Linked DNA regions of Mus musculus: regions 1 and 2 are each linked to region 3. Evidence: chromatin loops called from intact Hi-C (ENCODE). Cell type or tissue: left cerebral cortex. All regions are shown on one strand.

Region 1 (8,000 bases), 240 kb before region 3:
CTCCAAGGGATGCCTGGTGCAGTTGATTTACTTTACAGAAAATTGGAGACGGAGGGGTCCAGCTGGTCCTTAGATACCTCACTACTCTACACCGCTCAAATGACCTTACCAATTGAAACCGAAAAGAAACAAATGACTTGCGCACAGCCCTTCTCGGCAGGCAAGGCGGAGACACCACATGGTCCAGTTCTTTGGGTTTTCATTTTAAAATGAACCATTTTCAACTCCATTACCCTCTTCCTCCCTGCAGAACTGAAGGCCATTCTATGGATGATCAGCTAAAAATAAATGTTGTTTATTAACGCAATTATCACACTATTGCTAAAAATACTTTTAACTTTCCCCCCTAACGGCAGAGCTTTTGTTGCCGGAAGCTTTTAATTAACACCTAATAGAGGCTGATGCAGCTTTCCTGAGCTGTAGGCATCTCTGGCTCAAAGCCAGGAAGTTCCTTTTAGTGCAGCCCCTCCCCTGCCATTTGCTTCAGAAACATCTGGTATTCATTAGAGACAGGTCTTCCACGTTCATCTCAAACAATGGGACTCCTGCCAATACTGTGCTTAGCGCTGTACTAGCCTGGATGAGGAGGTCGCAATCCAGCCTGAGTGTCCCTTATAATTCCCTGTAATTCCACCAGTAATAGCCTTATATGTGCTCAGCTTCTAGTTCCAGCCATGACCTGCCTGACATATGGGCTCATCACAGGTCTTATGTATTGTCCAATGACAGGCCGTGCTTTTGAAGTCGTCACAGGCTTTACATAGGAATGGTCCTTTCTGGTGATCTCAAGCTCTTTGCTGTGTCACCAAGGGATGTTCCTCCTCCCTGACCTTCATGAGGTCTAGGAGCCCTCCGAAGCAGCTACAGGCAGGGTCCCATGGAGGTCACCATGGCTTGGCAGGACCGATGTGAGCTTTTCCATTGCTGGTGCAGACTGGAGCAGGTGTGATAGGGTCAAGGCTTCCTGCAGTAGGAGCTGTGGCGGCCACAGTAGTGCCCTTGCAGGTGGAATGTTGCTTCCTCAAGGTCCGTGTGAAGTACCCAGTGCGTCCAGGATGCTTTGGTGAGATTCTTCTAGAGATTGCTCAGGAATAGCTTCTACTCCAGGCAAGTGCATACACAGAAAGGTCTGACAGCAGTCACCCAGTGACTCAGTCACACTAGCCCCCAGTAGCTTACTTAGTTCATGTAACTGAAAAGAAAACAGCAAAGGCAAATGTTATTAAAGGGGTTTGACAGGGCTTACCCCTTAATGGAAGACCTTAGCAGGAATTGAGCCCTTTGACTCGTCTCGAGACAGACAGTGTAGCCTCTTTCTGTGAGGCACCATGTTGTCCAGGTTCTTGATGGTACCCGGTTCCATGCTGGGTGGGAACTGTAGCTGTTTACACGTCTAACCACAGAGAAGGTATCTTGTGAAAGTGAAGAAATGTTAGAAAACTTCTACTACATTTATGCCCTGCTTTCCTATGTAAGAGTGAGAGGTGATTTAAAACTCCCGAGAATTTCCTTTGCTGTTATAAAACCGGAGTTCTAAGTGTTAAGAAAGCATCGTAACAATCTTAATACTCGACAAAGCTTCTCAGCGATGAATCCTTCCTTGTGATTTGAGATAAGCCCCTTGGATACCTGGTGCTACCAGCACTGAGAGTTTTATTTCCTTTATTTCCCTAACGTCTGATTTTGATTGTTTTCTTTTATGGCTTTTTTTTTTTTTTGAACTTCTGTACAAGTTTGAAAGCAGCACACTGCTTTGGATATTTTTAGCGCGCGCGCATGTTTGTGTGTGTGTGTGTGTGTGTGTGAGTGTGTCTGTGTGTGTGTGTGTTGCATGTGTATGTGCAGTATTTGCCTATGTGTTCATGCACAGGACACTGAAGGATGGCAGGTATCCTGTTCTATCACTCTTTGCGTTGTATTCTTAAAACAGCACCACTCACTCTACTTAGAACTAAGCTAGTCAGGCGTGGTGGCGCACACCTTTAATCCCAGCACTTGGGAGGCAGAGGCAGGCGAATTTCTGAGTTCAAGGCCAGCCTGATCTACAGAGTGAGTTCCAGGATAGCCAGGGACACAGAGAAACTCTGTCTTGAAAAACAAAACAAAACAAAACAAGAACTAAGCTAGCAGCCAGCAAGCCCCAGCAATCCTCCTGCTTAGGACCCCTCTGGAACGCAGGCTGTGGGTGAGCCCAGCCACACGTGATGTTTTACATGGGTAGTGGGGATTTGTTTCCTTTTTTTTTTTTAAAGATTTTATTTAATTTATATATATGAGTACACTGTAGCTGTCTTCAGACACACAAGAAGAGGGCATCAGGTCCCATTAAGGATGGTTGTGAGCCACCACGTGGTTGCTGGGGTTTGAACTCAGGACCTCTGGAAGAGCAATTGGTGCTCTTAACCGCTGAGCCATCTCTCCAGCCTGGTAGTGGTGATTTGAACTTGGATCCTTACGCTGATGCATAGAATAATCTTTGTCAGAGGGCCATCTTCCCAGCCTGTAACACTGCTTTTACTCTCTACGTGACAGTTTTCCTTGCATGGAGTGAACTGCAAAGTAGGCATTATTCAAAATCCTAACTCTTTTCCTGGACTGTATAAAACCTTAAGATGGATTCCATTTACTCATCCCTTGATATAATTGTTACTGTAGTGCGATGTTCTAACTCTACTTTTAAACCTTAGCATCCTTAGACATTTATAGAACTCTTTCATACAATCACCAAATTCCACCTGCCCGGCCATGTAGTGTCTCCTTCTTCTTCTGAGCCTTCTCACCTCACACAGCTGCCATTAGGGTCACTTTCTTCCTCAAGGGTTCCACTGAGGTTCTGTGGTGACTAATCACCAACCTCTCTTCCCTTTCCATTTCCTCCTTTCCTCTTCCCTCCCTCCCCTCCCCCTCCCGCTCCTCTCCTCTCCTCTCTTCTCCTCTCGGTCTCTATACATACACACATGTGTTTGTTATATTTTATAAAACGTTCCATATATTATACACAATATCTTAATTTTTTGGCTGACCATGGAATCACACACTGACAATTGTTTCATTCAGCATGTCTAAGATAGTTTTCTATATTTTGGTTTTATTTCTGTTGCTGGGGGTGGGGGGCACCTGTAACTCCGTCTATTCTTCCTTCATAAGTCATCTGCCTTTGCCAGCTGATTCTAAGTGTTTTCTCATTGACCCTGCTTTTAGGTGACACGCATACAACACTCAGGTTTAAGAACTCGGCTTTAAGAACATCTGCTTTGGGGCTCGTTAAGCTTCTCAAATCTGTACTAAACATGTCTGTAATGGTTCTGAGAAGTTCCTAGCCACCTTTCTCACTGCATCTGGCTCCCTTCTTTTGGGCTTCTGAAGATCACATGGCAGAGCGCTGTAATACATTGTGATGGTCGGCCTCAATTGTCAGTTTGACTCAGTGCAGAATTAATTAAGACAAGCCTCTGGGTAGATCTGTGAGGACATTTCCAGGAAGGAGGATGAACTAAGACCACTCCCAGCTGAGTGGGCGGCACTCTCCTGCAGGCAGTGGAGTGGGTGACAGCTGAATGGGTGACAATCTCAGTGCTGCCTGCTTCCAAAGCTTTGCTCCTTCTTGGTGAATGTATCTCTCTCGTCCCTGCCGCCGCCACTGCTGCCACCGCTGCTATTGGTACTCCTGGCATTCTTTGCTGCCACCATAACCCAGCTTCTGTGGCTTTTTAACGTGGACTAAGGGCTGATGCTCTCTAGGTGCCTTTTAGGACTAACGTGCCAGATTCAGATTGCAGCCCATGAGATGATGCCGCCTGCGTTCAAGAGGAGAGAAACCTCCTTAAACTTCTCTGTGACGCCCGACCAGGGTTGTATCTTCTAGATGATTCTAAATCTGTTTAAGTTAAAAATGAACATTAACCCCAGCAAGTTAATTCCTTGTCCACTTGACACTCAAATACATCACTTTAAGTCTTAACATCCCACTCCCGGGGCCCATAAAATATCATATTAATCTTATAATGCAAAATGAATCTAGCTGATCCCTAAACATCCCCATCTGTGCAGTTTCAATGTTGTTCAAAAGTCTGAAGTCTTTTCTTTGCAATCCCCTGTAAAAGCAAAAGCAAGTTATGTGTTTCCAATATACAGTGGCACAGAACGCACACTCTGATCCCAAAACGGAAGCACAGAGGTCAGAAGAGTTAACACCTCAGCCAGGCCAACACCAAGAACTGCAATTCCATGTCCAGTCTCTAGGGGTCGTGATGAGACCATCCAGGCCACAGGGACCTTGGCTAGCTCTACCTCTCTGGCTCCTGCAACCCATAAGGTTCATTTCTGCTCTGTGCCTACAGCTTTCCTCAGCAGGTGTTCCAGTCCCAACACCAATCATTCCCTGGTATATCCGTGGAAATCTAGGCTTGACTTTCATAGCTTTGGGCAATGGTCATTCAGAGATTTTTTTTTCAAGGCATATGACTGTCATAGCTAGCTTTCACTTGACACAGCCTAGAGTCATCTGAGAAGGGAGTCTCAGTTGAGGTACTGCTTAGATCAGATTGACCTGTGACCATGTCTACGGAGATGGTCTTGATTGACAACTGTTGTAGGAGAGCCCAGCCCACGTGAGCTGTGCTATTCCATGGGCAGGTCATCTTGGGCTATGTAAGAGGATGGGTGAGCAAAAGCCTACAGCAGCAAGCCAGCACGGTAGTGTTCCTCCATGGTCCCTGCCTCATGCCATTGCATTGACTTCCTGCCTTGACTTAGCACAGCTATGATCTGTGACCTGAGTATAAGTCAAACCTTTCCTGCTCTAAGTTGCTTTTAATCAGAGTGGTTTATCATAGTAACAGAAAATAAACTGGAACAGTGGTCTTTGCACATATTTCCTGGCTTCTATGGCGAAAATCTCTGTGGCCCCTAAACTGAAATTCATATGCCTGCAAAACTAGCCCAGCGTGGATGATGTCACAAATTCTGCTGCCAACTCAAGATGTACAATGGCCCTGATTATACCACAGGAGTAGTGGCCTCTGTGTACTTTGGAGATTAGGCTCAGGAAAACACTTCCATGGGTACCTGTTTTTGAATAATTAGTTCTCAATCTCTCTCCCCTCCCCTCTCCTCTCTCCCTCCCTCCCCCTTTCTCTCCTCTTCAAGTGAATTTATATTTTTACAAGCTGAAACCTTTGATGAATGGGGTCTTGCCCTCAAGAAATTCCCACAGTCCATAAGCAAGAGTTCTCCTTAAATGTGATCACACTTGAGTAATTACAGTTGCTCTGTCTGTACCCCTTATCCAGTAGAAATGAGATTCTGCCTCCTTTTCTCACCTAACTGAATACTTTTCATATCTTCCCATTCTGTTCGCTGCTCTTTCTCACGGTACACGTGGGTGATAGCAGTGTGTGGTAACCACTGTTAAAGACCTCGACTATGCTTAAAATGTCCTCATCCAAACAAATTGGTTCATTACCTTTCAAATTAGCTTCATTAAGCTTCTCAGGATATAGTGGGGAAAGTAGCCAGAGTCCTTGCTAGAATGTAACACGAATGACCTCAAGTACTTGATACTGGCATCCTTATTACTCTCTGAGACCTAATGCATGCATGCTAGTGTTCAGCTGGGGTTCTCTAATGCCATTTCATGCAGGATCTGCTGCCCTGGGAATGATGCCACACAAGACTTGGCACCCCCAACCAGCACAACCAAGAAAATCCCCCACAGAGAGGCTCTCAGAGGTCCATCCCACAGATGATTGTAACTCCCATCGAGCTAACAACACTGACAACCTAAACAATGTATCCTTCACTAGCAAGAGATCTGAAGTCTAATGGGGGGAGGGGTGACCTGCTTTCCCTTCCGTTTGGTTGCAGTCGGCTTTGGAGAAAAGATAACCTCACTACTTTTCAGCCAATCTGTGCTTCTAAGTAAGTGTGTGTTTTCAGTGTGCTGGGGGTTTCATAGTTTTTAGGAGGGAATTTACCTAAATATTTTGGCTTGCCAATATTGGAAGCCAGAGGACACATTGGGAATTTCTAAGATAAACACCTCAAAATTAAAAGCAGGGGCATACTGGCACATAAAGATACGCAGCCCAGCAAACCATATCTCACAGACGTTATGTTTCCTTCAAAACTATAGTATGGAGAACTGCCTGCCATGGAGAATTCTCCTGAGGACTGTATTAGACAGCACACAAGATGGCTAAGTGCCACAGGTAGTCAGGGAAGCTTTTAATAAGTCTGAAGCCCAAGAAAAGCCCAAACATGTAAGGTTTGTGCGCAGGACCTGTGCTGGAGGTAATCACCGTGGTGTTATCAAAATGACTTGCTATACGGGGCTGGAAGAATCTTTAGAAACACGTATACCTCTTGGCCTTTGGGATATGTCAATCATAAAAGATCAAGAGGAGCCTTCTTAGTGCTCATAGAACGGCAGGCCCAGAGGGGAATTTGAGCTGAGGTGATTATGGGATTACATTAAAAGCTTCCCTAGAGATTGCTATTCGAGTACCCGCTTGATTTAATGGTTACAGAAGGTTAACACACATCCCAGGCAGGAATCCAGGTGCTCTCATCTGGTTTGGAGCCAGCGGGATAGTGGCACAAGGTGCTGGTGGCGTTTGGGTAATTCTGGCCTGCTTGAGAATGTGAAACAAGCCACTGTACATCGGTGGGAGGTGGCGGGGCAGGGAGCAGTTAGTGGGGAGAGACTGAAGTGGGCTGAACGAGGACCACAGAAAGAGCACTAGAAGCCAAAGGAGGGATTTGAGTTTGATTCTACGTAAAATAGGGAGCTGTTGACATTCTGGGAGCCTTAGACGAATATTTGTGTGAAGACGTTCTATGACATGAAATCAGCCAGGCATGGACAAAAGAAGCCATGCAGACAGAAGTAGGAGGGCTGGTGCTGTGGGAGGAGAAAGCAGGATGAGTGGCAGGTGCCAGGAAATAGAGAGAGCGGTACCATTGTGAATGAGTAGAGACAGAAGTCAGAGGGAAAATGATGCATATGGTGGCTACAGTTAGTGAAAGAATTGGAACCAGCACAGGACATGCCAAGACTGAGTTCTTACCTCAGAGGGACAGAGGGCAGAAATAAGAGACAGGAGGAGAAAGGAGGGGGTGGTGGAGGGAGGGATATTTTTTTTCCCTAGAGGGACAAAGGGCTGCCTCTGGAGAGAAGGGAGACAGATGAGGCACATAGGCAAATGGAAATTTATAAAAGAAAAGGGGGAAACTCCAGGTCAGTATGAAATTGGTTAATTTTTAATGGGTATGTTAACTATGGTAGCTGGCATGTTATTCCCTAGTTATATGGTAGCCAATGGCTTTTGATCGCTGGACTTCACTACTTCGATAGCTGGATGTTGGTAGTCAGCCTCAGAAGGAGGAAGTAGCCAAATAAGGGAATAGACTGTGCTGGCTAGCTTTAGGAATGTAATCTAATGATGTTTAGCAAGGGAGAGGGGACTGGGACCTGCCAGAGCCATGTGTGTCATACTCATGCCTGCAAAAGCCGTTTAATTAGTAATGTTGCATGTTTCAAAATCACTACAAAATAGGACTGTGAATGCTGTTATCCCAAAGAAATGATAAATGTTAGAGGTTATAGATATGCTAAATTCCCTAATTTGACCATTAAATATGTATTGATATCATGGGCTGAACCCCATACACTTGTACAGTTATTAAATATATATTAAAATTAAAATAAAAAACTAATGAAAACATTATGTACAATGAGTGAACTGGCCCAGACTTGTTTTTACAATTGTTGCTTGATTTATAGAAGAAGCTAAGCTTTCAATGGGCAGATGGTTGGGAACTTCAAACTACGATACAATGAACACAATGAGAAGAGATGGACTAGTGTTACCCATGGCTGATGGGAAAGCCCCAGAAATCCTATCCTGAGTGTAAGAAGGCAAGCATAGAGGAGCAAGCACAAGCCACATACCCTGTTCTCATCTGAGCTGGCACCGTGGCACCCTCCCAATCTATAATTG
Region 2 (8,000 bases), 620 kb before region 3:
CAGTCCTGCTCATGGGCTTGCCAAGGTCCCCACAATGGCTTTGTTGTCTTGGTTGCTCTTCCTGCTTCTGACTGATCTAGTTACAGTTTGGTTAGAGGTTACATACGTTCTGCTAAGTTGGTCATTTTTTTCAGGCACAAAAATTAAGTACAATAGTATTATTGATTTGCAGGACACGAATCTATGTTGCGTCATCAATGGTCCTGTTCTCTCGCCTATTCATGAACGAGCCTGTGGATCTTGCTATGTTTGCTTAAGGCCGTCAGACTTCTGCTGAATCATTTTTTAGCTTTTTGGAAAGCAGAGGTGTGTCGGTGGCTTTGTGACAGTCCTCTGCTTGGATAGTGTCTCCATTGTCACGTAGTCCTTATGCCCATGGGAAACTTAAATCAGCCTCACACACATCCCCTCTCCACTCTGACTGTGTGTGCCCAGCTCTCTTAGCTGTTACTCGGGAGGCCATGCAGCATCTGTCTCTCTGAGCCTGATTTTTTTTCACCGGGTATACATCCCTTAAGGTGCTTCAGATGACCACAAGTGGCAGCATTCCAGAACTGATGCTTTAAGACTGAGGTTTATGAATAAGATTCTGGTCACAATAATGTACTTAACTATTCTTTGTCTTAATGAATGGCAGTTCTAGCTTGTCCATCTGAAAACCTTATTGTTTCACCTCAGTATGGGGGGCTGACTTCATCGATTCTTTGTCAGGGACCAGATTTTTCTTGTATCACGCGATGTGAATGAGGAGGAAGAGAAATCCTGTCCCATACAGAGGAATATATTTCAGCTTGAAAACAGCACACGGAACATTATGAACTAACCAGTACCCCGGAGCTCTTGACTCTAGCTGCATATGTATCAAAAGATGGCCTAGTCGGCCATCACTGGAAAGAGAGGCCCATTGGACACGCAAACTTTATATGCCCCAGTACAGGGGAACCCCAGGGCCAAAAAACAGGAATGGGTGGGTAGGGAAGTGGGGGGGAGGGTATGGGGGACTTTTGGGATAGCATTCTAAATGTAATTGAGGAAAATACACAATAATAAAAAATATTTAAAAAAAGAAAAATCAAAGATAAATAAATAAATCTTTTGTTAAATTTATTAAAAATAAATCTTTTGAAATAGTTACAGTTAAAAAAAAAAGAAATATAATCCCATGTAAAGTACTACCTACTAAAGTGCAAGTCAAGTGCATTAAACACAAAGAAGGGACAGAAGGGCCATGTGTGTCTGGTCTGTTCCGTCAGTTTGCTTTGAATAAAGTTGCCTTGAAATTTGTGGGAAAGAAAAGAAAACAGCACACGGGTCATTACCATCGTCCAGGAAAGCATCTGGGCTTGCTCTTTTCCCCTTCCTGCCCTAGAGATTCCATGGACACGGGGCCATCCACAGGAACACAAACAACCCATCAGCTGCCAAACTGCTGAAGAAAAGTGACTCCCCTCCTCCAGCAGGCGTAAGTTGCCAGTGGCTAAGAGTGGAACTGCCTGAGTCCCCACCTCCATCGATGCTGCAAAGTGCGTGCCTCGACTTTGTGCAGGTACTCATGGCTGTTCTGGGTCTGTGAGTGAGATAGCCACCTCACTGATGGTCACAGATGGTGACATTTTCATAATTCCTCCTCATCTCACGTTCTTTTCTTCTGGAATGTTCCCTGAGCCTTGCGAGGGATAGTTAACATAGACGTCCCATTTGGGAATGAATCCTCACAGTTTCTTGGTGGTGGTGGTAGTGGGGTGTTGAGACAGGGTTTCTTTATTATGTAACTTTGACTGTCCTAGAACTCACTATGTAGACCAGGCTGGCCTTGAACTCACAGAGATCCACCTGTCTCTGCCTCCCAAGTGCTGGGATTAAAGGCGTGCACCACCAAGCCAGAACCTCAATCATTTCTTATTCTCAGCACTTTAGTCAGCTACGAGTCTCAGCATTAACTGCTTCCCACCGAAAAAAAAAAAAAAAAAAGAAGCTTGTCAGACCAAGGTTGAAAAAAAGCATCAATTTGGGGGGTCCTCATAGAAACACGCAGAAGGCAGCTCAACAATGGCGCACATCCCATGGCATGCATCAAACGGCGTCTGTCCGTTTTGTTGCGTCCTTTGTTGCCATCCTCGTTCCTCTCACGTCTAGGCAGTCGAGTTGGTAAGACATTATAGGTGGAGCTTCTGACAGTCCTGGAGATATGATTTCACCGCTAACTCTGTGATCCTCTGGGCATACGGTCTTTCTGCTTGCTCATCTGCAATGGTCCCTGAGCCTGGGTTGTAGGAGCTGTCTGTTGCTATGACCTGATTCTTGACCAGTGCTCAGCCCATGTCCCCTTGACAGTGAGCAAAGGGGCGGCATGCCTTTAGATGATTCGATTGCTTGTGTCATGGAGATCTTTCTGGAATTAGCACTCCAACATCACTGAGAGCTGAAGAGAGGAGATGCCAAAGGCAGGATATACCCTGAGTGGCTTTACTGCCCAGTCCAGTTGGCGTTCTCATTTTGTACTCTAAAACCACAAAGTGGGGAAAACACACATGGCGGTCCTCGGGTTGTTACGGGCAATGACCCGTGGTGTGAGCTCTTTCTCTAGGCCGTTCTGTTCCAGGCAGCATGCGAAGTTGAGCTTGGCAAATAGGCAGGACAAGCAGTGCGTTAAGTGAGTCTCTAAATAAGTGAACAAATTAGAATGTAATAATTGATCTTTCTGCCTTATTCTGGTTCCCTTGCTTTCAGGCTCTCTGAAAATAGAGTCTTCTCCACAGTGATCTGTTGGCAGTGCTCAGTAGGCCTGCACCAGATAGATACACTGGGGAGTTAGTGCAGTCTTGTCCCACACAATGACCCTTCAGTTAAGAGCAGTCTGTATATAGGGCTGTGGTCCCATAAGATGCAACTGAAAGCTCAATGCCACCTGGTGTTTTCTGTGCCCGTGTGTCTGGGCACATGAACACTCACTGTTGTGCCTCTATTGCCTGCCACGGTCACCAGTCACATGTTTCAAGGTATGAGTTCCAGGAGTGACGTGTTGCGGTATGTAGCCTGGACGTGCAGTAGGGTATGCCAGCTAGATTTGTGGAAATACACTAAAGTTTGAACAGTTGTGCGCTCCCCTAAGGATGCCCCTCTCAGGATGTTTTCCAGGGTCATTGAATGAGCAGCATTGTGTGTAAATGATGGAAGGTGCACAATACCCATGTGTCCATCAAAAGCACATTGGAGACAGCCCATCAGAAATACAAGTTCAAGACTGTGTCTCTGAGCTCTCAAATGCTGACCCATTGGCCCACAGAAAGATCCATTGGCTGATTATGAATGTAATACAGTAGCTTGATTTCTGTCCCCCATACCTTTCATAAGAAGCATGTCACCACTACTGGGGAACCCCTAAAGTACATCTGTGTCAGGGAAATACAGGAGACCAACAGCTAGGACAGACAGCCTTAAGGCAAGCAGGTGGTGTTAGGCAGACTTGTTCTGTCTTAGAGACCCTGTGAATCGGTCTGGTTTGAGTGAGTCCCCATTCAGGGTTTAGCAAGCATACCTGAGAGCAGTGAGTTCCTGGAATTCTCTAGCACCCTGGTTTGTAATATTTTATGTGATAACCAACACTTCTAACCCAGGGCCAGCTTTAAGAGGACAGAGCCATGGATTGCGAGTGGGAGAGATTGTGTCTGTAAGGGCAGAGGAGACACCAATGAACTGAGTGCCACCTGCTTCCGTGTGGTAGGTTTAACTTTTCTCTTTCACATCCTGGAGTCTCTCTTCCCACGGAGCCCTTCATGCCTCCTGGCAGCAGAGACTTAGCAAGAGCAATGTCTCAGCGACAGCAAGCTAACCTTATGCTTTCTTGAACACAGTTGCCCTGGGTTGGGGAAATCTGTTTCTGTTCAGGGCTGGTCCTGATCACTGACAAAACCATCAGCAGAGGAAATGTTCGCGCAGTTGCTTAGAGGATGCCTCTGGTTCCCACGTAGGCTGCTGAGCATTTTCCTGTGAGGATTGCCCCAAAGGGCACAGTGAGATCACAGAGATGATGCCCTTAACCACTTCATCCTTGGCAGCAGGCAGTGGAGGGCCAGCTGAGAAGCAGAGGGCCTGGGTGCACTTGGGATCTCCGGTCACTTGCTTTTCTTCTTCATCTCAAACAGAAGTAACAGCAATATGGCGATGTAAGGACTAAATCAACGTGTGTACACAACACCTGAGCACAGTTACGTTCTCGGCGCTGCTTAATTAGTTGTTACTATTTGTCCACATTGATCTTCAATATAAACCAGAATTTTGACCTTGCTCCCTGAACTGACATGGGTGGGCAGTAAGGTCAGCAATGTTGTAGGAAATGTGCTTATATCAGGTATCCTTATTACCCAACGAACATCCTCGCTAATCACACAGCGTTGTGACAGGTAGAGCCAGGGCCAGCCCAGGCTCTGCTCCATGCCAGAACACAGTCTATGGGATCATGAGGGCACACTGCTGGCAGCGATCTCTTCAGGGAAGAGAGGGGAGGATGACGAGCTCAGAGAGACAGCAGGACAGCATGAGCAGTTAGCATGAGAGCTTGCACAGGCAGCTGTCTGAAACACAGCATGCATTTCTTCACAATGCCACTTCATTCTGTCTTCTATTTTGTTACGATGAGTCTCTGGCTTTGGGATGCAATTCTGTTGTTTCCTTAAATTGTTCTTGTTGTCAAAGTACTCCGGGCCCTAAGAGAAGAAGGAAGGCTCACATGTAATCTAAGTCTTTTACTGAGAATCTGACCATTGTTCTAATATTTACGGATTAAGTATAATGGCCCAGTGTTTGGATTTGCATTAGAGACATCTAAATTCTCCCATGTCCTTCATAGGGCCTTAAGGAAGGTGCACAGCAGTCATGTTAAAGCACACTTGAGGACAGTCTAGGTAATTCTGCCTTCAGTTCAGTTTCAGTGAGAAACTTAAGATACATGAAGTGTAAGAAAATCTGTGTGGGGCCACAAAATGAGTTATTGTCCTAAGAGTCTGCTGCTCCAAGAGGCAGCAGGTTCCCAGTTAAAAGATGACCGAAACCATGGTTAAAAATAATGTTTTAACTGACAGATCATAATTATATAATTTATGAGGACTCAATGATACTTGCCATATTATACAATGAGAAATGAGAAAAACAACTGAATAATCCTGTTATATAATTAGTGTGATTAATTAGTCATTTAATTTATGTGTATATGCACACACACACATACACACACCCTTGGCCTTCCAATATTTTAACATAACTAACTAATGGGAGTTACAAAATTTGAGTAATTCATGTGAACAAATATATAAATGGAGGTATTTTAAATATTTAATACTGGCCAGCTTTGGGGACTAGCATAAGCATTTGGGCAGAAGTTGAGCACTTCATAGGAGTCTGTAAAGTGAGTCATTTTAGAACTGACCTTAGAATAGGAAATGTCAACAAAACCCAACCATACTGGGGCAGTGTTTTTAAATCCACAAATTTACTCCCAAAGCTCTTTTGGATTTATCTGTAGTCGTGGTGGGTCTCTGCTAAGGAACTGTAAGTAATTGAGATCTTTTAAATTTGGGCATTAGGGCAGGGCCAGTACAAACAGAGGTCCAGAGTCCCTTGTCACAGCCAAGCACTGGCTTGATAGAGGGCCAGTGACTTGCCTCTTCCTGCTACCTACTCTGGTTTGGTGATTCTCCGATGGAATCACACTGAAAACTCCATTTCAGGGAGAGACGTGGAGGCTGCACGGTTTTGTAAGATGTGCAGGAGCTGCACGCTGTGGATGCTGCACGCTGTGGATGCTGCACGCTGTGGACCCCCTGGCCAGAAGCTCCTTGTTCTTACACTGGGAGCCATGCAACTGTGCGAAGCTGGTTCCTGGTGGAAAGAGGAGCTACCAGGCCTGTTCACTGTCCAGAACTCGGCAAAGCAGAGACATGGCTCTCTCCTAAGGCACCAGTGCAAGGAGCTTTCACTTCATGGATCCCAAAGTGGCCTATGTATGGTGGTAGGATTTTCTCGGCATCCTTGTCCATGAAGGACATGTGTACCTCCTGACATTAATGCTGCTTGGGAGCCTTCCCTGCTAGCCAGGAGGCCCCCAATCTATCTCACCTCCTACCGCCTCCTTGCCTGGTAAGTTAGGACCAAGTAGCTCCTCTCTCGCAGTCTGTGTCATGGCTGAAACATAACCCAGATATGAGGTTGGAGACAGCTGTACAAAGACCTCATGTTCCAGGTGGCATGATGACAGAAGGCAGGGACATAAGGACAATATGGGTTCTTTACAGAGATGTCAAGCAGGTCTCCTAAGCAGGAACATGGGAACATTCTACAGGGGAAGTCTCCCTTCCCAGGAGGTTGGGTAGAATCCCATGGCTTTGCATCGTTTAAACCGCAAAGCAGATATGTTCCTAAATATATTACTGGGGAGGCAGACCTCCCCACCCACCCCCTAAAAAAAAACCAGCTTAAGTTTTACATCTTTCTCAGTAAAGTACCTCCAATGATAGTTTTCTTCTGCTCTTTCCTCATTTGCATACTTTTATGTACTCACATTTGAACTTAGTAAAGGCCTCGAACACTCCAGGCCTTTACTCTACCACTGAGCCCCACTCCCAGCAGGTTAGTCAGCTGCTCCTCCTAAGTGCTGTGATTACAGGCTTGCACCACCCTCCTGGCTTTTGGGGGGCAGCGGGGGGCTGAGGGTAGAACCCAGGGTTTTATGCATGCTGCACCAGACAGACTGCCACCTGAGCTGTATCCCCAGTCTCAAGAGGAAACCTTCTTGAAAGACAGATTTTTATGAATTTATTCCAGGTGTTTCAGTAAGTTCAAACACAGATGTTTCACAGGTGACCTTTTTATTTTAAAAGTGTCTGTGCCAGATCCCAAATCTGGGATCTAGCAGACAACTTTATAACTTAGAAGTATCCTGAGTATGACGTAAGCCCCTCTCACTAACGATGCGCTCTGAGAGTGAAATAATCTCGGGCTGTGGATACGCATGTAAATTCTGAATGTATGACGTGAGTGAGTCTGCCCAGTGCTAGCATTGACACACCTATCTATGTTCCGGGCAAGGATGCAATAATGTCCTGTTTGTAGGATGAATATCTCACCAGAGCAAACAACATGTCAGAAATAACTCTGATCGCCTGGAGAGATGGTTCTGGGGGCTTACTGTTGTTATGGATGACCCAGTTCAGTTCCAAGTACCCACATCAGGCTGTTTATAACTGCCTATAACTGTAGCTGCAGGGAGTCTGATGGTCTCTTCTGGCCTCTCATGGCAACTGTACTCATGTAGACATATCTTTACACAGACATATACATGCATACACACAATTTTAAAATAAATCTTTTTTAAAAAAAAATATACAGTTAATCTTCACATGCTCTGTCCTTCCTTCGAGTTGACTTGATTCCTGGGACTGCTCTGCCTACAACGGGGACAACAGTGCTGGTCTGCTCAGCATGTTCCAGTTGAGTCAGCTATGCTAACTCTCTGGCAGCACACAGACAGACAGTACTGCAGACCACACGCAGCCCCTTCCGGAGAAGCCTCTCTCGAGGAGCTAATGGCACAGGGCCATCTCTGGATGTGCTAACAGCACAAGGTGTTTTCCTAGGCCGACTACTGTGGTGTCTTTCTGGCCTCTGCCTCAGGGGCAGGCAGCTCAGCAGTTCTTGACAATTTTCTAGCTGCCAGGCTCCTGGATTTGCCAGTCTGTATCAAAGAGATGGTGAGCCTGCCACTGCCCCCTGGTTGATCCGTGATGAAGTTCCTTCAGGGACTTTTCATTATCGGTTTTTTTTTTTTTTTAAATATGGGTGTGCTGTTCCCATGGGTCCCAGAGCACATCCTTGGGTAACATCCTTAGGAAGTCTATCCACTTCCTATGGAACAGGGTCTCTCACTAGCCTGGGGTTCACCAGTTAGGTTAGACTGGCTAGCCCACGAGCCTTAGGAATCCTCCTGTTTCTGCCTCTCCAATGGA
Region 3 (8,000 bases):
AGAGAGAGAAGCAGAGTAATTTTTCAAGTGAACAAAGGTTTCTTCTTAGAGCACATTTAAAATATAAGAAACATGTGTGGCAGTGTTTTCCACATAAACATTCAAAAGCAACCAAGGGCACATAGGAGAGAAATCCCTGTCTTAAAAGAGGAGTGAATATCCAAAGATGCTCTCCCCATTTTCTTAGCTGTCTACCTGAAGCAGTCTAGCTTTTAAAATGGGTTTAACAAATGCAACAGAGCTCCATTTGGGGTTGATTTGAATTCACAAAATAATTTTATTTTATGTAAGAAAGCATACAAGCGGTAGAGCTGAGAAAACATTCAAAGTACGTAACACAGACCCCTGCAGGAGATACTGTTAGCAAGCCAGTCAGCCCTTCCTTCAGTTCTATCCACATGTTGCAGCTGCTTCCAAAGAACACCTTGTAAACATTTCAAACAACAAAAGAAACACTGTTGCAATACCCCCACCCGAGGGGACTTGATGGTACTTTTTGCAGTCCAGGCTATGACTTGGAAACTAGATTCAAAACCACAGGGAGGAAAAAAAGTAGCATTTGTGACTAGTGATGCTGATGGCTTTGTGATGCTCAACACACACCGGGAAGGGGTTCTTCTATTCCCCCCACCAACAACAGAAGTGTATACTTCCACGATGAGGCACAGCTCATTAGCTAGTTTACCACTAACATTAAAGAGCTTTTTTTTTTTTTTTTAAGAGAGGATACTAAATTCGGATTAAAGCACTACAAAAGTAGCCCCTTGAGCAGCCGGCTTGGTTAGACCTGGGCAGATGAAGAACCAGCGATGAGCCCAACTATCGGAGGGGCTGCTGTGACCTGTGACTTTACAGCTCATTCACCTCGATGCACATCTTAATCCTGGACAGTCATTTGTTTGTTTCAGAAAGCCATTTCAAGCATGAAATGAGAAATGACAGGGAGGGCCAATTATTTTACATAAATACAAAGTGGCATATGCTCTTCCTCGACATTCAGACAGAAATCTAAAGTTGGATTTCTTCTTGAGCTGGCTTTTACAGAGATATTTACAGAAGTGCAAATTTGCCTCGGGGAAAGCCTCTGCCATTTAAAACATTCAGAACACAATAGTAGCTTCTTTTTTAAAAAACATATCTTTCCAAAATATTTTTAGGGGCAGAGCATTGGTAGTGTTAGTCACTTCTTACCTTGTGTTTATTTGTGTCTGTGTTGAGTTAAGGAACCACCACATCAGCCTTTGCTGCCTTCCCAGAAGTCATTCCCAGCTCAGAATCTCAGAGTCTATGTGTACTGTTTCATTGGCTCATGAAGTGCTAGTACAATGGACAGTTCAGTCTCTGATTTAACATTGGTTCGGTCTATTAAATAAGCTAAATATAGGTTCACTATGATAAATTTAAAATATCCATATAATACAATAAATAAATAAATAAATAAATAAATAAATAAATAAAACCATTATCAACAATGCATCTGTCAATTCTGAGAAAGAAAAAAAAAAAAGAAATCCCACTCTTGCTGTAAGGCTCAATTATTGTCAGAGAAGTTAATTAACAAAGGCATGCACCTACCTTTACAATCTGAAAACTGCTTGGACAGTTTTAGCACCTGTTTGGATACAGCAAACAACTCTCACACTTCCTTCCTGGAAAGTTTGATTTTTAAGTGAAGCTGTTTACAGTTGACTTTTGGCCCTATTATTTTTTTAAATATATATATATAGAGTGTCCTAAGATAATGCTTCAAAAAGGATTTCAGAGCCTAAGTCATTTCCCTTGTGGCTAGAGAATACACTGGAGTCAGTGAGTTGGAGAAGTTCTGTAACTGTCCAAAAGCAGCAGAGGGGTCTCGTGTTAATTTCTTAACAGCAAGCCCTAGGGAACTCATAGCTTCAGAGATGAGAACCCAATATTCAGGTTGAATGCTGTCCGCTGTGGGTAACGGGTTGGATCTTTTCTAGAGAGACATCGGTGTCATAGTCCAATATGACCGATAAGGCCGGGGACAGCTTCTCCAGTGGCTTAGGTATGCCACCGGCCTCCTCCCTCTTCAGGTCCTCAGAGGAGCCCACAGCATGAGGGATCAGGTAAACCAGATTACAGTCCTTGGAGATGGAGCCTCGGGGCTCATGGTGGCTGGAAAACATCACAGCCCCGTTGTTGTTGATGCTTACAGTCTCTATGGCATTATTCGTTGTAGGGCAGAGTCTATAGCATCCTAAGAGGGTCGAGAATGCCTTCTGAAAATCGGCATTAAAAGCATAAATAATGGGGTTCAGGGAGGAATTCGCCCAGCCAAACCACACAAATACATCGAAGGTGATGGAATCAATGCAGAATGGCTGGGTCTCCTCAGAGCCACAGAAGGGCACCATACAGTTCGAAATGAAGAAAGGGAGCCAGCAGCACACGAATACCCCCATGATCACAGACAGTGTCTTCAGGACTTTAGTCTCCCTCTTAAAGGACATCTTAAAGGAACTTTCTGATTGAGAGCATTCGACAGGGTTTCCATTACCTGTGGTGGTCTGGCAGTTCTTGGCATGGACTGCTGCCCTCTCCAAAGCTGAGATGCGCCGGATTTGCTTCTGGGCAATCCTGTAGATACTGGTGTAAGTGACGATCATAATGGCTACGGGGATGTAAAAGCTTATGAGGGAGGATGAAATGGCGTATGTCCTGCTCAACCTCGTGTCACAGTTGTCATCCTCGGCATCTTCCAGGGAAGTAAAATTGCCATCCAAGGGCCATGTAGGTTTTGCCTTGTGCCAGCTTAGCTGCACTGGAATGAAGGATATGAGAACAGACAAAGTCCATGCTACGCTAATCAGGATGAAGGCTGCCTTCGGAGTCATCTTCCTCTCATACTGGAAAGGGCTGGAGATAGCCCAATACCTGTCCACGCTGATCACACAGAGGTTAAGGATGGATGCCGTGGAGCACATGATGTCAAAGGCTACCCAAATGTTACAAAAGGACCCAAAGGGCCAAAAGCCAGCAATCTCAGCCACAGCTTTCCAGGGCATGACCAAGACAGCCACCAAGAGATCTGACACAGCTAAAGAGATGACAAAGAAGTTGGTCACCTTGGACCGCAGGTGTCGAAACCTGATGACAGCGGCACAGACAAGGGTATTCCCTAAGAGAGTGGACAGGATAAGCAGGGACAGAAAACAGGCTGTGAGGATGCGAAAGGAGAAGTCCCTCTCCACTGGCAGGCCAGTCTCATCCATGGTAGAAGTGTTAGGAGCCATCTTCCAGAAGGAAAGCACTTCCGGTGGCTTAGCCCTCACGTTCTTGGCCAGGCTTAGCCAGACTTCCCCCAATCACTCACCACCCAGCCCCTTCTCCAGCCCCAGTTGCTGTCTGGACAAAAGCACAATGGTGTTCCATCAGGAGCATCTCCATAGCAATCCAAGCCATACCAGGAAGAAGAGCCGCTTGCTTTCCACCTGTCTTCTGGGTTCAGTGCTCCAGGTCGCTGTTCCCTGGCATCCGCTGGTCCCTAGATTCCCCAAGGAATGCATAGGCTTTTAAGCATACTCTAAGAGTCTGGGGCCTCTTCCTGGTCAATCTCAGTCACTTTTCGGGGATGCTGCCTCTTCTTCTGAGACACAGCCTAAAATACATGCATTTCTCCTTCAAGCCCCTGGTGCCACATCTCTCCAAATGCCCTAAAAAGCAAAGGGAAACACAAAGTCGTTCACCAATACTCTGTGCAGACCTCCTATTTGGCTACACAAAATCTCAGCCCATCACCCCCTGGACAAGTCCATCAAGACCACCTACCTTGCTTTAGAGTCACTTCTCCCAAAACCCCTGGACTCAACGAGTCCCTCCAGCAGAGCAAGTGTTCCCCCTCCTCATGCAGAAAAATCTCTGGGATGGATTTGGGAAAGGAATCCCAGGCCAGGTGCCAGGGAAGCGGCGCCCCTCCTGCTACCTTGCCCACCTACAGATTGCTGCCCCCGCCCCCAGGAGGGTTCTCGGAGCTTCCTTGGGAGAGGAACCTCCAGGACTGGAACAGCTTCTGTCCTGTCTGAGGAAGCCCAGCTCTGGGCACCCCTTTGGCTCCTCGTTCTTAGGGCAGGACCCTGAGCCTCCTTGGGGAGCCACCCGCTCGCTCCCTGTCAGCAGTGGCAGGAGCTCCAGGCAAGCACAACAGCTCGAGCGAGCGAGGGCACCGGCCGGCTGGGTTCCAGCGGGGCACAGCCCACCCCGCCTCCGCGTCCCCTCCCGGCCCCGGTGGTGGGCTGAGCTTGACAGGCAGAGTGGCGGGCGACAGCCACACGTGGTTCACTGAAGGCACAGCTGGAGCAGGGGTGTGGGACGCCTACCTAATCGCTGTGCCCTCTCTGGCTACCTGATCCCCCCACCCCTCCCCGGGGGACCCTGGCACAAGACAGAACCTGAGGAACAAATCCTGATGCTCAAATCAAGTAAACCAAACTCTCGTTCAGCGCCTCTCCGGGTCAACTCCAAGTTCCACCCAAAGCTCGGGGTCAGAGCTGACCCTACCCACACCCACGCCCTGCTAGTCCTGGACACTGCCCACGTCGCTGAGTTGTCACTGAGTGCCCCGCAGCAGGGGTACGGGAAGCCCCAGGACGAGAGTGCTCACCGATCTGGGAGACCACGCTCCCCGACTCCGCCAACCCTGCGCCCTCTCCTGTGCCGCTCGCTCTGCTCTCCGCGCTCCGCCCGCCAAGGCGCTTCTGCGGTCAACTCACGAGTGCAGCCCGTGACCCGCGCCCCACAAGCACCCCAAACACGGTGCCGCACTCTCAGCAGGTACCCGGCGCCCTCTGCCGGGGCCTCTGGTTTCCTACACCCCGCCTGCGCCCTAGCAGGTTCAGATCACAGGGGCCTCAGCCAGTGTGTGTAACCAAGATGCAGGGCCTCGACCATGCTTTTCCCTGTCCCCTTCTGCCAGAATCTGGACGGTGAGAGGCAGGTCTTCCGCGCTCTAGCCTCCCTCGTTTGAAATGCCCCTAAAAACTCACAAGAATAAGAAGTCCCTTTGGCTAGCATTTTATTCTCTAAGCCATGATTTTCCTTTTGTGTCCCCTGTGTGCCAAGGCTGGAGCAGCAGTGAGAACAACATGTCAACTTATTGTGCAAGTGATCAGAGACCTGGCATAAACTCAGCAGCCTCTGTGTCCCCTAAACACACACACACACACACACACACACACACACCTCATGATGTTCGACATCTTGCAAAACTCCTTCCTTATTGGCTTGCACAGCTTCATTTCATCTGTGTGGACAGTGATGCTCAGAAAGACTGTGGGCTCTACTCCACGTTAACACAGTAGCTAATGAAGATGGTGGCCTGTCTGCCTGACTGTCGCTTGCACAGCCGTGTCTAGGATGGAGCCCACTATCTAAACAATTAGCACAGGGATAAAGCAGAGACAGGAATGTGTGGCCTCAGAGACGTTTAGTGCATAGACGCAGCCCCAGAGTGCCTTCCCATCTGTGTGAAAAGAGATTAAGTATGGAACTTGGAAATCACTTTGCCTGGACTCCTGTGCTTACTGATGTAAAAATTAAATGAAATACTTATTTAAGAGTTGGGACCAGATATGGACTCAGTCAGTCCTTGGTGGCCAGAAATTCTTCAGAGACCAGTTAAAAAAAAAAAAAAAAAAAAAAAAAAAAAAGGTAGTAGTCTTGTCTCCATGAGAACCACACACCACACTGAATGCCCGAATTTTCTCTATACAACCTAAATAGCTCTCCTAATTAGCCAGCAGAAATCATATCTTGGTTTTGGATGTAGTCAAATGATTGACACCAGTCCTCCTCCACCTGTGCTCCCGGTTTGTCCTCCCACTGGCAGTCTTGCTGCCACACACCAAGTTCCACAGACTGGTGATCAGACATATACCCCAAGAACCACATGCCTTTAGAATGGTGGCTCTCAACTTTCCTAATGCTGCAATATGTGGCAACCCCCAACCAAAAAATTATTTTGTTGCACTCTATAACTGTAATTTTGCTAGTGTTATAAATCATACTATAAATATGTGATATGCAGGCTGTCTGTTATGTGACCCCCCCCCCCCCCACACACACACACATACACATAAGGGGTCAAAATTCACACATTGAGAAACTCTGCTTTAGAGCCGTGAGTCAGCACAGGGTAAAACCCTCAGGGGATTCTCATCCCTGAAGCAGTCGCTCTCTACGCAATTGGAACTTTGTTTCACCATACTTCTTCATTTTTGACCAGCGAACACAAATTAGAGGATGTTTCCAGTCCAAGATGGTTGTGTGAGTCTGGAATTGCAACTCCTCTTGCTCTTCCTACCCTGCAATTCCCTGAAATGAGGAAGATGAGGACAAAGGGCCCTCTGGACGCGCAGGAAGCTGTGGAAACTTTAGGGATCCTTTAGGGCAGGACTGAGCACGCTGGAGGAGGGAGGACTCCCTCAGGGAGGGAAAGTGCTCCTCCAGCTAGCACTTGAAGAAGAAGCAACAATGTAGTAACACTTAGGATTGTAACAAGGAAGCTGGAGGTGACCTGAGGGCAATTTGAGGAGTAAGACTTCCCCTAATGACTTGCCAAGGACTCTGGAAAATGGCCACTGCTCTTTAAAGTAGAATGACAGCCATACTAAAGCTGCCTCTGGTGGCATCGTTTTGCCTGCAATGCCAGTCCGCAGCAGAAGAATTCATATAGAATGGGAGGAAAGGCTAGTCGTGGTGCACTGGACAACCTTGGTTTCTTCCAACACTCGTAGCTACTCAGAGAGATCTCTGGTTGAAAATGCCTCTAACCAGCCCAAACCTGTTTTCTTCTTCTTCAATGTCAGTTATCGCTTTGCTCATGATATTTCTCCACCCCAGGAAAATGTCAGCCATTTTGATATACAAGCATCAGGCTGTCTACTTTCCTGAAGAAATCAACAGGCAAAGAGAAGACGCCTGTGAACAGCAGAGATGGGAGAAGGGAGAGAATTACTCCAAAAGAGTTGAATTGTTTCTCCTTCGTGGGAAATGAGTGTGTTGGATTATTTCTCTATGGTCCTGTCATTTGGAAACAGGCACCCAGGACCCTTTCCTGTCAGGCTTAGCTCACTGGCATGTGAACCCAGTCCCTAGGAGGACAGGAATGGATAGAAGGTCTCTTAAATCTCAGGATTTCAAACATGCACAGTGTGGACATCATGGGGATCTCAAAGTTTGGCTAGAAATTTGGTTTTTGTTTTGGTTTCTGTGCCCCTCCCCCTTGGGAGTCAAGGTGAAGCAAATCTTCCAATTTATTCTTTAGAAATCTCCCTACAAACAGTAAGAACATGAATATAAATGCAAGCAGATATTAGCATTTGATCATGCTGGGAATGTAGACACAAACACAAAAGCATCTTTGTCTCCCAAATCAGCAAGTCTTTGTAGGTACACTGTGATTTATGCACGGTGAGGAGGTAAAGGTTAAAAAGATGTTTTCAATAACTTTTTTATTTTAGGACTGTAAACGTCAGTGAATACAGAAGGCACTGTCAGACGAATGCACTGTCAAGTGTTCTCAAAATTTATACGTAGGCAGCTTCTGGGATTATTAAAACTGGCTTACTAACTACCTAAAATGGTTGCTTGCAGTGTTAGCGAAGAGTGTTGATAGCTTGATCTTCAGCAAGTGACTACATTGCTCATTACAGACAATAAATCCCTAATCCCATGTCCTGTTTTCATCTTCCATAGCTATCATACAACTTTAAATCAACATGTGTCCCTTTGGGTAAAAATTGGCAGCTAGAGTGGCCACCATATTTACTATGGTTCTCTCCTTCTTCTTCCTCTTTTATAGGCTTAGGTGAGGTTTGGTTTGAGTTTTGTCTTTTGTGGTGGTGAGTTAAACCTGCAACCTCTCAGACACTGAGCAAGCCCTTCACCCCTTAGCCAGATTCCACTGTGTCTCCTCTACTACTTATCTTTTTATTTCTTCCTAACCTTTTGTTATGTTCACAAAAGCTTCCAGGTTTGCA

What was found. Peaks named below come from ENCODE experiments on the same cell type or tissue, not always from the same donor. Only the 100,000 strongest peaks of a DNase experiment are listed, where the experiment ranks them.
Region 1: a loop joins it to region 3, with 5 times the contacts of the local background. A loop is called at or near these places in 14 of 42 quality-filtered maps.
Region 2: it touches region 3 in a loop (3-fold over the local background); 6 of 42 quality-filtered maps call a loop at or near these places.

The regions. Positions count from the first base shown.
Region 1 is chr13:53,807,814-53,815,813 of GRCm38, forward strand. No RefSeq gene overlaps it. Among named protein-coding and RNA genes, the nearest start is that of Gm34439, 24 kb to the left of the region's middle. In left cerebral cortex, a CTCF peak has its summit at 4,241; DNase peaks (open chromatin) are centred at 3,507 and 4,250.
Region 2 is chr13:53,431,077-53,439,076 of GRCm38, forward strand. It overlaps Gm2762 (predicted gene 2762), which reads left to right. Exons shown (of 8, transcript NR_037991.1): 5 at 1,370-1,546; 6 at 3,618-3,720. Among named protein-coding and RNA genes, the nearest start is that of Gm38564, 16 kb to the left of the region's middle. In left cerebral cortex, no CTCF peak of the experiment used is centred here; no DNase peak of the experiment used is centred here.
Region 3 is chr13:54,050,937-54,058,936 of GRCm38, forward strand. Drd1 (dopamine receptor D1) reads right to left here and starts at 4,722. Exons shown (of 2, transcript NM_010076.3): 1 at 4,625-4,722; 2 at 247-3,677. The coding sequence starts at 3,257. The coding sequence ends at 1,917. In left cerebral cortex, a CTCF peak has its summit at 4,818 (motif pointing left); DNase peaks (open chromatin) are centred at 1,022, 2,651, 3,370, 4,295 and 1 more place; H3K4me3 peaks cover 5,008 bases; H3K27ac peaks cover 1,816 bases.